Linked DNA regions of Homo sapiens: all the other regions are linked to region 1. Evidence: chromatin contacts called from ENCODE Hi-C or POLR2A ChIA-PET data. All regions are on one chromosome and are shown on one strand. Each heading gives the region's core, a stretch centred on a gene start or an enhancer-like site at or near the end of the contact. The rest is flanking DNA. Distances are from core to core; before and after follow the strand shown. Region 1 has its middle 190 kb from the start of LINC02513. Region 2 overlaps KLF3-AS1 (KLF3 antisense RNA 1). Region 3 overlaps KLF3-AS1 (KLF3 antisense RNA 1).

Evidence for each region. Hi-C counts contacts between places; a loop is a spot of excess contacts on that map. ChIA-PET counts read pairs that join two places held with the same protein, here RNA polymerase II (POLR2A). Pooled maps may share reads with other maps.
Region 2: a pooled map shows a loop between it and region 1 (2.3-fold over the local background). The contact joins two enhancer-like sites. A Hi-C loop is called at or near these places in 1 of 168 maps with a recorded cell type or tissue (Calu3) and 5 of 50 pooled maps. POLR2A ChIA-PET finds 5 or more read pairs at or near these places in 3 of 52 experiments (MCF 10A, activated CD4-positive, alpha-beta T cell and activated T-cell).
Region 3: a loop to region 1 is called in a map of CD4-positive, alpha-beta memory T cell, with 17 times the contacts of the local background. The contact joins two enhancer-like sites. A Hi-C loop is called at or near these places in 3 of 168 maps with a recorded cell type or tissue (CD4-positive, alpha-beta memory T cell, Calu3 and naive thymus-derived CD4-positive, alpha-beta T cell) and 12 of 50 pooled maps. POLR2A ChIA-PET finds 5 or more read pairs at or near these places in 1 of 52 experiments (activated T-cell).

Annotation. Positions count from the first base shown.
Region 1 is chr4:38,176,762-38,181,755 of GRCh38, reverse strand. No RefSeq gene overlaps it. Among named protein-coding and RNA genes, the nearest start is that of LINC02513, 190 kb to the left of the region's middle. RefSeq lists enhancers at 1,663-1,722, 2,023-2,192, 3,923-4,192. Within about 2 kb of position 1,960, at least 8 of the 41 ENCODE cell types and tissues checked have a DNase peak (open chromatin) inside an H3K27ac peak, as active enhancers do.
Region 2 is chr4:38,618,915-38,623,908 of GRCh38, reverse strand. All of the region lies in intron 6 of KLF3-AS1 (KLF3 antisense RNA 1), which reads left to right. Among named protein-coding and RNA genes, the nearest start is that of KLF3, 43 kb to the left of the region's middle. RefSeq lists an enhancer at 929-1,781. Within about 2 kb of position 2,513, at least 10 of the 41 ENCODE cell types and tissues checked have a DNase peak (open chromatin) inside an H3K27ac peak, as active enhancers do.
Region 3 is chr4:38,599,414-38,604,407 of GRCh38, reverse strand. It overlaps KLF3-AS1 (KLF3 antisense RNA 1), which reads left to right. Exons shown (of 16, transcript NR_171644.1): 14 at 1,915-2,099; 15 at 2,359-2,542; 16 at 2,766-4,994. Among named protein-coding and RNA genes, the nearest start is that of LINC02278, 38 kb to the right of the region's middle. Within about 2 kb of position 2,952, at least 4 of the 41 ENCODE cell types and tissues checked have a DNase peak (open chromatin) inside an H3K27ac peak, as active enhancers do.

The DNA of each region.
Region 1 (4,994 bases), core at 711-3,210:
CTACAGGATAAACTTAGAGGTAATAAACTGCATTGGGGGAAAGAAATCAAACATGCTATAAGTGGGAACTTCCACTTATCTACGCTGATCCCTCAACTGATGCCAGGAACTGTATTCACGAAGAAGACTCTAAACTTTTGAACTGTAGCTATCTTCTCCAGTTGAGAAAACCAGATTTCCTCCCTGGATGGCTAGTGATGTTTTTCACTGGGGAAGATAGCATTTGCCTTCTGCTCCTTCTTGCAGCCAAGGTCAAACTGATCTTGTCTGATGCATCCTCTCTTGTCCAACTGCATCCCATTGAAAACTGAGACCATTTTGGCCAGCTAGCTTTTCCTAGGCCAGCAAAGGGAGCTCAGTGCAGAACAGAGAATGACACTGTCAGACCATCCTCCCAAATGAGCTCTCCCTGGGGAATCCCGGAAGTGCAGTGGACACAAGAATGGACCATAATCTTGGTCCTAGTGCCCACAAGTAAGAACATGCTACTTAGAGAGTCACATATATGAGCTATGTGTGTATGGATCTGCAAAGGTGCAGCCATGAATATCTCCCTATATTTTCAAGAAAGAAGCCTCAATTGAGGCCAAAAAAGATTTTCTTAGACCCTAGAGGTCTCTATGGAACATTGCTTTAATTAGATTGGAATGGTTTGTACTTAAGCTGTCAAATGGATAGATGATAGGCCAATGATAAATTGATTGATTGATTTAGAAGTCAGACAGATCTAAGTTTATACCAATTCCTGGCTGAAGGAGAGCTGCTAAGGTACTAAGTTTCCTTAAATCTTAGTTTGTCTGTAAAATGGGTTTGCTTACTTCTCCAGGTGGTTTTGAGACATGAAGGAACCTGTGTCTGTAAAGTGCTTATTAAAGTGACTGACATAAAGTAAGCCTCAACAAACAGGAACTATTATCAACTCATTGTTATTGAAGGATAGTTAATTTGGGGCATCTTTGTGAGTTCAGGAGTTCAGAACAGTAAGGAGACAGACTGGACTCATGGAAAGGTTCCAATACACATCCTTGTAAATTGATACTTTCCACAACAATGCATAGTTTAAGTGGGATCAGTCACCTGGTGGTCAGATGTGTACAAGTCACAGAGGGTGAGACAGTTCTGCTCAGGAGCCCGGGAACCCAGCCTGATTTCCTGTTTCAAAAATCACACCTGTGAAACTCTATCCAGGTGGGAAACTCTTCTGGTCCAGTCTCCTCGAGCCATGGTTCATTATCAAGTTATTTCTCTGGGTCACCCTGAGGTCATCTCCTTAATTAATGCAACAGCCAAGGGAGGCCAGGCCCAGGAATTTAGCTGGACAGGCTTTGCCTAAAAGTCCATAATAACACCTCATCTTTGTTGAACACTTACTATGTGCCAGGCACCGTGCAAACAGCCTTATGTGCATTCGTTTATTTAATCCTCTAATGGCCGTCTGGAGGAGCAGCTACAATCATCCCCATTTAAAGATGCAGAATCTCAGGCTTGTCAAAGCCCAGTCATTCATCCAAGATCACAGCTAGGAAGTGGTGGAACCAACATTCCAGGTCTTTCTGACTCAAGTGCCTGAGCTGTTACCAGGATATACTTCACAGAAAATCATTAATCCCACATTTCTCTCCCATGTCACATGTGTTTATATTGCATCTGAGAACAAAAGGCGGTTTAAAATTCTCCCTTTTCTCACCTGCTGAAGAGCAGCACAGCCTGTGGCCGGCCACTAATCAGGCCCTACCTTGCTCCAAGTTTTCCAGAACACTCCTCAAATACTCTTTATATCCCATCATTGTTTACCCCAATTCCTGCTCAGGATTTTTTTCAGCCTTTCCAAAAAGAAGCACAATTTAACAATTAGTTTAAATCACTCTTAGCTAAGAATCCTCTTTTCAGGGGCACGTGGTTGGAGCAAGAGTGCCACCTGGTGGAAAATTTGGGTCACTGCCAACACACATTTCTTGGGCAAAGGTGGTTAGGCTGGACCTGAGCAGGGCTCCCACTGCCTGGAAAATTTCCTGGAGAGCTACAAGAACTAACTCAGCAATGCCCAGGTACCAGTTTTACTGCAATTCACAAGTGTTGTTCAAATACAAGTTTGGGACTTTGAGGGGATGCATTTCTTGGCTCCAAAGAAAGCCCAGAATGGGGATTAGGATTAAGTGAGGCAGAGTCTCGCAAGTACAGGAGTGCATCCTGTCTTTACTTAAAATTTTAATGCTTTATTTATTATGATTTTTTTTTGCATTTTGATTTTTTTTAACTGCATTAAAATATTATTTTTCTTGATTACTGAGTTTTGGGTACCCGCTCGCATTTCGTACCCACGACAAAGGTCTCACTTGCCTCCCCCTAGTACTAGCCCTGCCAAAGCCCTCTGAAAAAGGATTTCGCTTCCTTTCAAAGCTCTGGCAATAAGAAATTGACCCCTGGCTCCTGTCAATTTCCCACACATCTGTCTCCACTCTTCCCCATCTGAGAATGGTCTTGGTCCACTTCTGTCATCACCGCACCCCTTCCTGCTCTAGTTGATACACCAACCCCAGTCGAAAGAAAGTACACAAACCAGCATATACACTCGAGTATAACAAGTGAATAAATGGCAAAAAAAAAAAAAAAAATGTGCCAAACAAACCTCATCGCAGGTTACTGCTCCTTTGGCAGGCAACTAACAAACCAAGCTATAAAGCTGCTTCTGCTTTTCCCAGATCCAGGACCACCAAGCCACAGGAAATCAGGGCAAAGGGCACTTGTCAACACTCTGCCCTCACCCAAACTTGGCCATAGCCCACGAAAGGTCAGCCTAGTAACATTTCTTCCTCAACAATGTCCAAACTTAATGCCAACATCAGGCCAGGTCGCCATAAAGCTCTATATCTGGGCTGGGTTATTCCAGTCCCCTGGTTCACAGCCTAAGCCTGGTGGAAGGTCTTTACCTGTAATGCATGAGTGGGCATTGGGGGTTGCGAACATGGTTCTGGAAACCTCTGAAATTTTACGCAAATTATGTGCTTATTATTTTCCTCCCATTTTCGAAGGAGGCTTTGACTCTATAAAGGGTAAGAATCACAACAGTCTTAATAAAGTCTTCAGCCTTTATCAAAGGTCTATGCGAGAAATAGCAACAAGAAATACCTTCCTCTGCGTAGCCTGGTAAAAACAAGCATCAGTGGCCTGCTCTGTAGTATATAAACAGTGTTGGGCCATCCCAATGCAAAGACCCAAGCGTTTCTTAGTGTAAAGAAAAAGGGAGACTTTTTCTCTCTTGATAAACTGGAATCTCACCTGGATATAGAACAGGATAATCCAATATAGAACAGGATAATCCATGTTTCCTTCTCTGCCTTTTGCTGCCTCCTTAAACTCTTTTTCAGCCTTACCATGGCTCTCAGGTAAAGTTCTTTTCTGCAAGCTCTAGACTTTCCTCTGAAATATGCTTTCACCATCTGGGCATCCTTACTCTTCCTGCAAGACCTGGCCCTCGTGTCAGCCTTCTCAACACTACCAGGCAGGGCTGAACACAGTACACACACTTCTGTTATTAAGCAGATTGTTTTTCTGGAATGATCTGCATATGTATCTATCTTCCTCACAAGACTGTGAGCCCAGGAGCACAGGAAATCCAGTCTTATTGGTTTTGGTACCCTCAGTACCTAGCACAGAGTCAGTGTGTAAAAACAAAGTTTCAGTGAGAGGATAAATCAATCCATGAATGAATGAACAAATACCTACAAAATGTGTTTTCCTAAAACATTCTTTGACTTTTTCAACAATGTGTGAGCCTCAGTAATAACGATTGACGGACAGAGCAGACAGACTCCCCCACCACCCCCAATGCCTTCATTTCCCAGATAAGGAAAGTGAGGTTGCAACAGACACCAGCGGCACCGAGCCCAGCAGCTCCCCTCAAGAGCCACACCCAGGCCAGCTGCCAGCCATGCCGCAGCTGTGTTCTGAGAACATGTAGCACCCCCACGTCACTTGGCAGGTATTGCCACAGGCGTGCCACGTCGCCTTGCTTTTCCTTTTCCCTCCTTTTGCTGCTCCCTGGTTTAGGGTCCCCGTCACCTGTGCTCAGAGCACACAGTAGGGAGACAAGTGATTGGGGGGATTCACAGGAGAGAAAGTATGGTGGCTGGGAGATCCTCACTGTATCCCTAGCAAGGTCTGGAAACCTCAATCTTCATGATCCTTTGTCATTAACCATACTAAGGGTCCCCATTACTATGGGAACTTGGTTAATTCCCATTAACCAAGTAATGGGAAACCTGTTGACTCTTTCAACTTATTTCAACATCAGGATACAGAGAGCTGAAGTTCATGCCCAGAAATGCATCACCCATGAACCTAAACAGCTAGTTTTACTCTGCCTCCTCTCACTTGAATTAGTCTGATAAAAACCTCAGGGCGGCTGCTCCAAGCTCTGCTTGTCCCAAACCCATTTCAGAAACTGGAACGTGAGCTGGGCAGAGGGAAGGACTAACCCCCTGCTATTGTTCCGGCTTTGGAGAAAAGACCTACAAGGAAACTCTCAGCCCAATGCAGCTGTGGTGGTTGCTGAATCGTCAGACTTGCCACAAGCAAGATAAAAACTTTAAACAACAAAGGACTTTTCCGTGTTCTGCTGCACGCGGTTTCTTGTTCTGTTTTGGTTTCTCCTGGTGGTGTGGCCTGGCCTGCAGGGTTTCCTGACACTCTGCCCACCGCAGTCAGGAAGGTGCAGAAGCAACGGAACCCCTCACACTGCTTCTCAGTGGCTCTCCTTAACAGGCAAAGGAAACAATTTTTTTAATACAGGTAAATCCAGAAAGGACCTAAGGCTTTGATTCATTGGGGTTTGGTTTTGTTTTTATTTTTATTTTTATTTATTTATTTATTTATTTTATTTTATTTTGAGACAGAGTCTTGCTCTGTCGCCCAGGCTGGTGTGCAGTGGCGCGATCTCGGCTCACTGTGAGCTCCGCCTCCCGGGTTCACACCATTCTCCTGCCTCAGCCTCC
Region 2 (4,994 bases), core at 1,264-3,763, 440 kb before region 1:
CAGGGGCTGCATCTTGTTCAGATGTGTGCTCCCAGGGCCTGGTTTTTTGACCTAAAGATGCACTTTAAGAGAAGGTCCTAGGCCGGGCGCAGTGGCTCATGCCTGTAATCCCAGCACTTTGAGAGGCCGAGGCAGGCGGATCACCAGAGGCCGGGAGTTTGAGATCAGCCTGGCTAACATGGTGAAACCCCATCTCTACTAAATACACAAAATTAGCTGGGCGTGGTGTTGCATGCCTGTAATCCCAGCTACTCGGGAGGCTGAGGCAGGAGAATCACTTGAACCCAAGAGGTGGAGGTTGCAGTGAGCCGGGATTGAGCCACTGCACTCCAGCCTGGGTGACAGTGAGACTCAGACTCCAACCAAAAAAAAAAAAAAAAAAAAAGTTCCTAAATGTAGCTGACACTGTTACTCATTGTTTTCTTGCAGAAAAGCCCACTGGTGTTTGTTTATTAACAAACCAGGTCATTGTTCAGCTGGGTTTCATTGAGTGCCTTCTGTGTGCTTTCTCTTGCCCCTGGGGTGTTCAGCTGAGAAAGAAGTATGGATGATAAGCAAAGAAAAATGGAAACCCACACATTATAGATTCATATGTGTCTGAGGTCACAAAATGGTGACTTAAGGGAAAAAATCTGCTTCTAGACATGCTTTCTTTGGCTCAAACACTAATTTTTAAAAATGTAAACCAACAATTTAAAATCCAGAAATTTGGATTTTGCTTTCTCTTGAAAATGTGCAGAGCTGGTCACACCAAGTCAGGCCCTCCATGGAGACAACGGAACAGTGCAGCACAGCTGCAGCCACTTCAGGGATGCCCTCACTTGCTTACCACGGGGGTGGCCCCGTCCCTCCTCATCCTCTCCTGAACACCAAGGCAGATAGGAAGTACCATTATCATCATATTTGTTATGCTTGCACTTAGGTAGCATTTATTGCATACCAGGCACTAGTCTGAGCACTTTGGTTAACTATCATCCATCCGTCTATCTGTCTGTCTATCTGTCTATGTATGTATCTATCTCTGTGTCTATCTACCTATCTATCTATCCATCCATCCATCCATCCTTCCATCTATCTACCTAGCTACCTACCTATCTATCTATCTTAAAGGTAAGGAAGGCTGGGTGTGGTAGCTCACGCCTTAATCCAAGCACTTCTGAAAGCCAGGTGGGTGGATTGTTTGAGTCCAGGAGTTCCAGCAGCCTGGCCAACATGGCAAAACTGTGTCTTTACAAAAACCACAAAAAATTAGCCAGGTGTGGTGGTACATGCCTGTAATCCCAGCTACTTGGGAGGCTGAAGTGGGAGGATCACTTGAGCCTAGGAGATCAAGGCTGCAGTGAGCTGTGCTGAGGCCACTGCACACCAGCCTGGCCAACAGAGCAAGAACTTGTTTCAAAGAAAAAATAAATAGGCTGGGTGTGGTGACTCATGCCTATAATCCCAGCACTTTGGGAGGCCAAGCTGGATGGATCACCTGAGGTCAGGAGTTTGAGACCAGCCTGACCAATATGGTGAAACCCTATGTCTACTAAAAATAGAAAAATTAGCCGGGTGTGGTGGCACGTGCCTGTGGTTCCAGCTACTTGGGAGGCTGAGGCAGGAGAATTGCCTCAATTCTCAGGAGGTGGAGGTTGCAGTGAGCCAAGATTGCACCACTGCGCTCCAGCCTGGGTGATAGAGTAAGACTCTGTCTCAATAAATAAATAAATAAATAAAAATAAAGGTAAGGAAAGTGAGGCACAGTTAGTGTGTGGTGGTCCGGGATTCAAACCCTGGCTAACTAGTTCTCCAAGTTCTTGCTCTTAATCACTCAGCTATATCAAATCTCAGTACTCCTGTTGTGGGGAAGATATGAGGCATCAAGCCTAATAGAAATGTAAACTTGTACCTGAGTCTCTGTTCCAGGACACCGTGTTCTGTTTAATTAGAGAGGGAGTCATAAACGAAGTGATTTTGTAGAATTTTTTTTTTTTTTTTGAGATGGAGTCTTGCTCTGTCGCCCAGGGTGGAGTCCAGTGGCATGATCTCGGCTCACTGCAACCTCCACTTCCTGGGTTCAAGCGATTCTCCTGCCTTAGCCTCCTGAGGAGCTGGGACTACAGGTGCCCGCCACTGCAACTGGCTAATGTTTATATTTTTAAGTAGAGACGGGGTTTCACCATGTTGGCCAGGCTGGTCTCAAACTTCTGACCTCAGGTGATCCGCCTGACTTGGCCTCTCAAAGTGTTAGGTGTTTACAGGCATGAGCCACTGCGCCTGGCCTGATTTTGTAGAATTGTAAAGATAGAGTCCAGTCCTGTTAAACACACCATGCAGAAACCTCTTTGGAGATCCAGGGGCAGCACACATTGACAGAAAGCAAGGTTAACTTCCCCGAAGACGGGTGCAAACAGAAGATAAACAGGAGGTGAGGTGCTGCAGCGGAGACCCATGACTTGTAGCTTGGATCAGATACCTGAGGAAAGTAGACTGACCTGGGTGCGTTAGGGAGGGCGGCAATAAGGCTGAAGTCCTGTTTGACCAAGGTGATGTGGGCTGAATCGGCATCCTTACAGGAGGCCTGCTGAACTTCATTCATTGCTTTCACAATATAAGAAAGTCAATTTTGTAACACAGGTGTCCCTATAATACTGGCCTGACTGTTTACTTCTGCTTCAGTCCCTGAGCATATGAGTAAATACTTCAGGCACTATAACGAGCAGAAACTTGAGACAGAGCTTATCTTGTAATGCTGGGTCTTGCATCATATCCAGGGTGTGGTGTTACTTTAGAAGGCAAGTTAAATAATTACGTGTTTTCAGATTGAGCAAACAGTGCATGTGCTCTGAGAAGGCTAAGGATTCATACTCTGAGAGCCCAGTAAATTAACTTATTCAGTGGGATGGTAGGCTCAGTACCTGGGTATGTCAAATGGTCTCAATATATTACATATAAAAACATACACACACATGCATATACATACATACACATATGTGTGTGTACATAGATATGCATGTATACATATAGATATATACATATGCATGTGTATGTATAGATATATACATATGCTTATGTTAAATATTTATGTATCACCTTGTATATAATCATACTTACTTACAAAACAGCCCGGAAAAGCTTGGAGATGTTAAGTGAATCAATTAAAGCTAATTCAGGCAAGCCTCAGTCATTGACCCACCCAATGTGTACTGTCTTTATGACATGTGATATATTTAGTACAGTACTTTGTGTTTTTGATGTTCCCTAACAACATAATAAAGTAAAAAAATTAATGTTGAAAAACATTAGGGTCACCCTAAACTGCCTTCTTTAGAAAATACAAATGTGACATTCTTTCATTAGTTACATTATTCTCTTATTCTATTGTTATTAATTCGTTACATTCTTTTAAATAGCTACATTTTTTATTCTCTTATTCTTTCTTTCTCTTGGACAGAGAGATTGGAACTGTGTCTAACTCTGTCATGTAGTAACTATTGTCATGTAGTAAATGTTCATAAGCATCAGTAGTGATGATCTGCAGCCCCACCCCTGCCTGGTCTCTGTTTCCTTGGTTTATTGCTCTTAGATAATTTCTTCCTTTTTCTATTTTTGCATTTTCAAGAACAATGCAAGGCATGATAGTTATCTGATTCAGGACTTTTAAAACACACTTGAAATATGACAACTGCTTGTTATTCTAGCTCGATAACAAATCTAAGGGCAAGCTATTGAGCACTGATTTGTCCTTTTCTTCCTCATTCCAGCTGCTATGGACCTAAAGTGGAGGGCTTTGAAATTTCCTGCTTAATTGGGCTGCATGTCATTGCTGTCCTTAGAAGTTGCTCTGGGATGCAGGTGCTGGTTTCTTGGATCTCCTTTGCTGGAATTTTGCATGTCTTGTTTTGTTGTTGTACCAGCTTTGTGGATCAGCCAACATCCTTGGCTTGCCCTGTGGGGAGTGGGGTGGGACACATCTTGGATTGCTCTATTCCAGGGATGTCCAACATTTTGGCTTCCCTAGGCCACATTGGAAGAAGAAGAATTGTATTGGGCTACACATAAAATACACTATCACTAAAATAGCTGATGAGCTAAAAAAAAAAATCGCAAAAAAAATCTCATAATGTTTTAAGAAAGTTGATGAAGTTGTATTGGGCCACATTCAAAGCTTTCCTGGGCCACATGCAGGCTGAGGGCTGTGGATTGAATAAACTTGCTCTATTCCCTTTGCAGTAGATGCCATCTGAGTATGGGTCTCCTTTGCTTGGGTCATTGACATGTTCTGGACTTTTTATGCTCCTTTTGGAAGGTCCTCAAAGGTCTGCATAAAGACTTTTGGTGCACTTAAAGCTATGCTAGCAGAAGCGTGAAATCACCTCCCAAAGGAAGTGGGTCCTGCCTCCTCAGAACCAGAAAAGGGAAGGCCATAACTGGAGCAGTAACCTACCGCAGCCAAGTCTCAGTTTCCTCATCTGTAAAGTGTGAGAGTCAGGCAAAATTGCCTCCAAGATCCTTTTCTGTTCGAATATTCATTGAGCCAAAGAAGGTTAAGAACACATATAAATTGAGAATTCTGTAATTTTAAGATTCATCTGGAAAAATGGCACCCTGGTACCAACCATCAGGACTAAGAGGGAGAGTTTGCAGTCAAATGAAATTAAGGTTGAACCCAGTTCTGCCAGTTCCTTGCTCCATAACCCCTAGAAAATTACTTCTGTCTGAGCCTTGGGATTCTCTGTCTCTTATTTATTTATTTATTTTTGAGACAGAGTCTCGCTTTGTCGCCCAGGCTGGAGTGCAGTGGTGCGATCTGGGCTCACTGCAACCTCTGCCTCCTGGGTTGAAGTGACTCTCATGTTTCAGCCTCCCCAGTAGCTGGGATTTCAGGCACGCGCCACCATGCCCGGCTACTTTTTTGTATTTTTAGTAGAGATGGGTTTTTGCCATGTTGGCCAGGCTGGTATTGAACTCCTGACCTCAAGTGGTCCGTCCTCCTCGGCCTCCCAGAGTGC
Region 3 (4,994 bases), core at 1,703-4,202, 420 kb before region 1:
GAGGATAACCAGTGAGACAGGAAGAGGACTGAGAGAGAATGGTGTCTTGGGGAACATGGGAAGAAGCTGTTTCAATGAGGGAGTGTCCAATTAGGTCAGATGCTGCTGACAGATCAAGTAGGAGGAAGACTTAAAATTGGTCACTGCATTTACAACATGGAAGTCATTGGTGAGTTTGTAATAGTGGTATTAGTGGAATTGTGAGGATGAAAGATGAAGTAGTTTCAAAACAGAATGGAAAAAGAATAGGTGGAGATAGTGAATATGGAAATTCTTTTAAGGAATTTTATATAAAGGGAAGAAATAAATGGAGGCATTTGCTGGTGGGAGAAATGACCAGTCTCTAAAATGGCTCAATAGCAATGCCAGGAGCTGGTTTTCAAACAGTGGGTTGTTCTATTTTGAAGCAGGTAGCTACGAAGAACTCTAGGAGCCTCGCCTATGACTCTACGATGGGCTTGCCAAACACTCTACATGGCATCCCTATCTGTCACAAATCCCTCTAGCATCATTGGATCAGCAGATCGTATGAGCTAGGGCATCTTGCGTGGCAGCTTGGATCTGCTCCAGAGCTCTCTGTTCTGGGCCCCACACAAAACTGACAGCCTCTTAAGTCACTCAACACGTTGGTAGAAGAAGTATTCCCCAATACAGCTTATAGTTCTCCAAAATCCAAAGAGGCTCACTAAGCACTGTATCTCTTTCTCAGCCCTAGTAAGTACAGGGTGTAATAACTTGTTTTATTTTTATTTATTTATTTATTTATTTTGAGACAGAGTCTCACTCTGTCTCCCAGGAGGGAGTGCAGTGGCGCGATCTCAGCTCACTGCAACCTCTGCCTCCCGGGTTCAAGTGATTCTCCTGCCTCAGGCTCCTGAGTAGCTGGGACTATAGGCACGTGCCACCATGCCTGGCTAATTTTTTTTTTTTTTTTTTGTATTTTTAGTAGACATGGGTTTTCACCATGGTGGCCAGGCTGGTCTGGAACTCCTGACCTCATGATCCACCTGCCTTGGCCTCCCAAAGTGCTGGGATTACAGGCATGAGCCACTGCACCTGGCTAATAACTTGTTCTTTATCTTACAGGGCATGTCCCAACATGCCTTAGACCATTGAACCCCTAAACACTTCACTAGTATGGGAGACATTGCAGGATCCTTTCACAAGAGGGTGCAGCCTGTGGGGTCTGAGAACTGGCTCGGATCTGGAAACTGTGGGTCCATCAACCTTCCTGACAGCTCTTGATTTTTTAAATTGTTATACAAGTCATGCAGTACCCTCATTGGCTGCTTGTCTATCTCACTCATAGGAACACCATGCTCTATTAGCCATCACCAAAAACTCGTGGACTGAAGCACTCTGGCCTTGCTGGCTGTTATGGTTTATATTCATCTTGACTCTGATGGTTAAGAGCAGACACCTGGTCTTTGTTATTTTGAAATGGAGCCCAGTTAAATGGCAGAATCACCTATTCTTATGCTGGCCTACAGTGGACAATCATTGCTAAGCTTCCCAAAGATGTTGTCACCCCCACACCGATAGATGTTCTTGCCCCTCACTTATATATTTGAAGGCAATGTCCCTGAACCCTCCCAGGAAGTCCAGGTGTCACATAATAAGTTTGTTCGAACAATCCTATCTCCCTGAGCATTCTGACCCCTTCCTCAATTTTCTGCCAAGGCACTGCAGCCTCTTCCTGTAACTTACTGTAAGGCATTATCATGTCCAAGCCTCAAGGAACCATTCAGAAACAAATTGATACTACCTCCAAGACAGTTCCTGAGTCAGTAGTTCCCTCCCTCTCCTATTTATCATCCTTCCAAACAGTCCCCACTGTGTCCCTCTAGTTCACGCTGATACCAAGCCAAGCCCTGCAGCTCTTTCTGAACATAAGGTGTTTTCTTCTGCATCCAGGTCTGTATTTCTCTACCTGGACTACCCTGAGAGCTAACCCCAGTTATTGGTCTGGAAGCAACGAATGAAGGCCGGGGCAGAGCTTGAGGAGGGCAACATCATTTTGTCACAGTCGCCATCAAGAATCTAGTTGCAGACTGGGCGCTGTGGCTCACGCCTGTAATCCCTGCACTTTGGGAGCCAAGGTGGGTGGATCACTGGAGCCCAGGAGCTCAAGAGCAGCCTGGGCAACGTGGTGAAAGCCCATTTCTACAAAAAAATGCAAAAATTAGCAGAGTGTGTTGGTGCATGCCTGTGGTCTCAGCTACTCGGGAGGCTGAGATGGGACGATTGCTTGGGCCTGGGAGGTCAAGGCTGCAGTGAGCTGTGATCACACCACTGCACTCCAGCCTGAGTGACACAGCAAGAACCTGTCTGAGAAAAAAAAAATCTTGTTTCACCTAGATCTGAAGAAGAAAACAGAAGCAACATTCAAATTAACATCAGTCAACTGATGGAATATTTTAGATGAAGTAAGAGAAGCCAAGGCATGTACCCTCAGGCTCTGGGCTTCTCCCTGCAAGGTTGGGAAGAAATTTGGAGGAGGCAAAGTGGGAGCAAGTCAGATGGAAGAGACATTATGGGTCAGGTGGGTGAGAACTGTGGGAGGGAGGTTCAGGGTGCTCCATTTAGCAGGTTTTTCATAGTGCCTGTGCAGTCCAGGGCTCTGATTTCTGTAAGCAGAACGATGTCATTCATTCTTTTATTCATCTATTTGTTAAGTCAACATTTATTGAGAGTCTCTTATGCTACTCACTGTGCTAGGTGGTAGGGCTCAAAGATGAATAAAACGCTGTTTCCTTTTTTTTCAGAAATTCATAGTGTAGTGGGAGGTGGACCAAAATGCCATTGACTTGATTGCCTGACACTGACAGGTGCTGAAATAGAGGAATATACGGGATGCCATGGGAGGCCAGATGAAGTGAAAAACCCACTCTTACTGGTGTGTGTGCACACACAGGAGGAGTTACGCAATGCCTTGTCTGGTTTCCTGTCCTGGCACATTTCCATTGCTTATTTCTAGAGCCACTTGACCGTAATAGCTGGTCAGGGATAATGTAAAGAATCTTCATTTGGCAGCTCTGAGGACTGCCCAGTCAACCTTCCCTTCTGTCCTCAGCACATATACCTAGTTTCTTACTCGCTTTTGTGACTCATCTCCTCTTGTACCCTAGACATCTTTTCTATTTTTATACCTCTTGCACCCTCAAAGATCCCTTGAGACTCTCTTGCCTAAACCTCTTTTAGGCAAATCCTACCTCCTTTTCTCTATACCTGCTTTGAGAGAAGGGGAAAATGTCTTAATATATGCACTAATTAGGCCCCTTGATGGTCTAATTTCAGCCTTACATTGTTTCGTTTTGTAAATGAGCCCCAGGGAAGTTAAGTAATTTGTCCAAATTCACACAACTAGAAAAGACAAAAGCAGGACATTGAATGTAGAGCCAATATTCAGAGTACCTGATTTTAGACCCAGTATTCAAAGCACCGACTGCTATGGTCTGAATGTGTTCCCTCCAGATTCATGTGTTGAAATCCTAACCCCCAAGTTGATACTATTAGGAGGTGGGACCTTTTCAGATGCGACTGGGTCATGAGTGTGCAGCCCGCATGATTGGGATTAGTGCCCTGTCAAATAGGAGAGACTGCAGAGAGCTAGCTAGCTCCTTTTCACCATGTGAGGGCACAGTGAGACAGCCCTGTCTATGAGGAAGTGGCTCTCACCAGACACTGTTGGCACCTTGACCTTGGACTTCTCAGCCTCTAGAACTGTCAGAAATAAATAAATTTCTGTTGTTTATAAGTGACGGAGTCTAAGATATTTTGTTAATAGCAACCTGAAGGGACTAAGACATTTACCAAAACCTTAAAGGCTCCCAGATAATCACCTCTAAAACACTCAGTCACAACATTTTTCTATTCAAAGTCTCCAGGGAGAAAAGACAAAGCACTACAAAGACTGCCTTGTAGTATTACAATCTCTTCACTTTTTCTATCAAATGTCCTGTTCCCCCTGTGCACCTAGAGACTCACAAGGCATTTAACATCTCTGCCTTGTGAGCCTAGAGGTACATGAGGGGCAGAACCTTTGATAGAAAAAGTATGTGCATGCGCACACACAGACATATATATATACACACACACGTATATTTCTGCTTAGTAGATACCACCAAACAATTTTCCAAAGTGATTGCACCAGTTTACATTTCCACCAGCAGCATAGGCAGTAATTATCCTCTTCAACATTTGGTATTGTCAGTCTTTTGAATTTTAGCCATTCTGGTGAGTTTGTAATAAAATATCATTGAGGCATTAATTACATTTACCTGATTATTAATGAGAATGAGCACTACTTTAATAAGTATAATATTTTCCATAGGTTTTTTGAAGACATTGTCTCTCAGATTAGAGATGGTCAAGGCCATACAGTTTCTTTTAGCACAGCTTTAGCTACATCAAACGAATTTTGATTTGTCATATTTTCATGATTATTCTGTTCAAAATGTTTTCTAACTTCCCACTGTGATTTCCTCTCTGAATCTATAGGTTTAGTTAGAAGTAAAGTTAGAAGTTAGTTTGAAACTTCCAAACATATGGCTACTTTGTGAATATAGTTTTGTTATTGATTTCTAGCTCAATTCCCCTGTGGTCAGGTAACATACTCTGATTTCAGTTCTTGAAATTTGTTGAGACTTGCTTAATGGCCCAGCATTTTGTAATTTTGGTGTATGAACTAAGTGTGTATTCTGCAGATGTTGGGTGCAGTATTCTATGAAGACCGATTAAGTCAAGTTTACAAATGTATACTCCTGTAAATGTAAACTGATTTTTGTCTTATTATTCTATTAGATCTCAGAGAGAGTAATAAAATTTGAATCTATGCTATTAGTTACATGTAAATTTAGAATTGTTGTATGTTCTTGACAAATCTAATTTTCATCATCATGAGGTCACTTTCTTTGTCTTTAGGAATGCTTTTAACCTTAGTGTCTAGTTTGACATTATTGTTAAATCTTTGAGAATTCTGATATTTTAGTCTT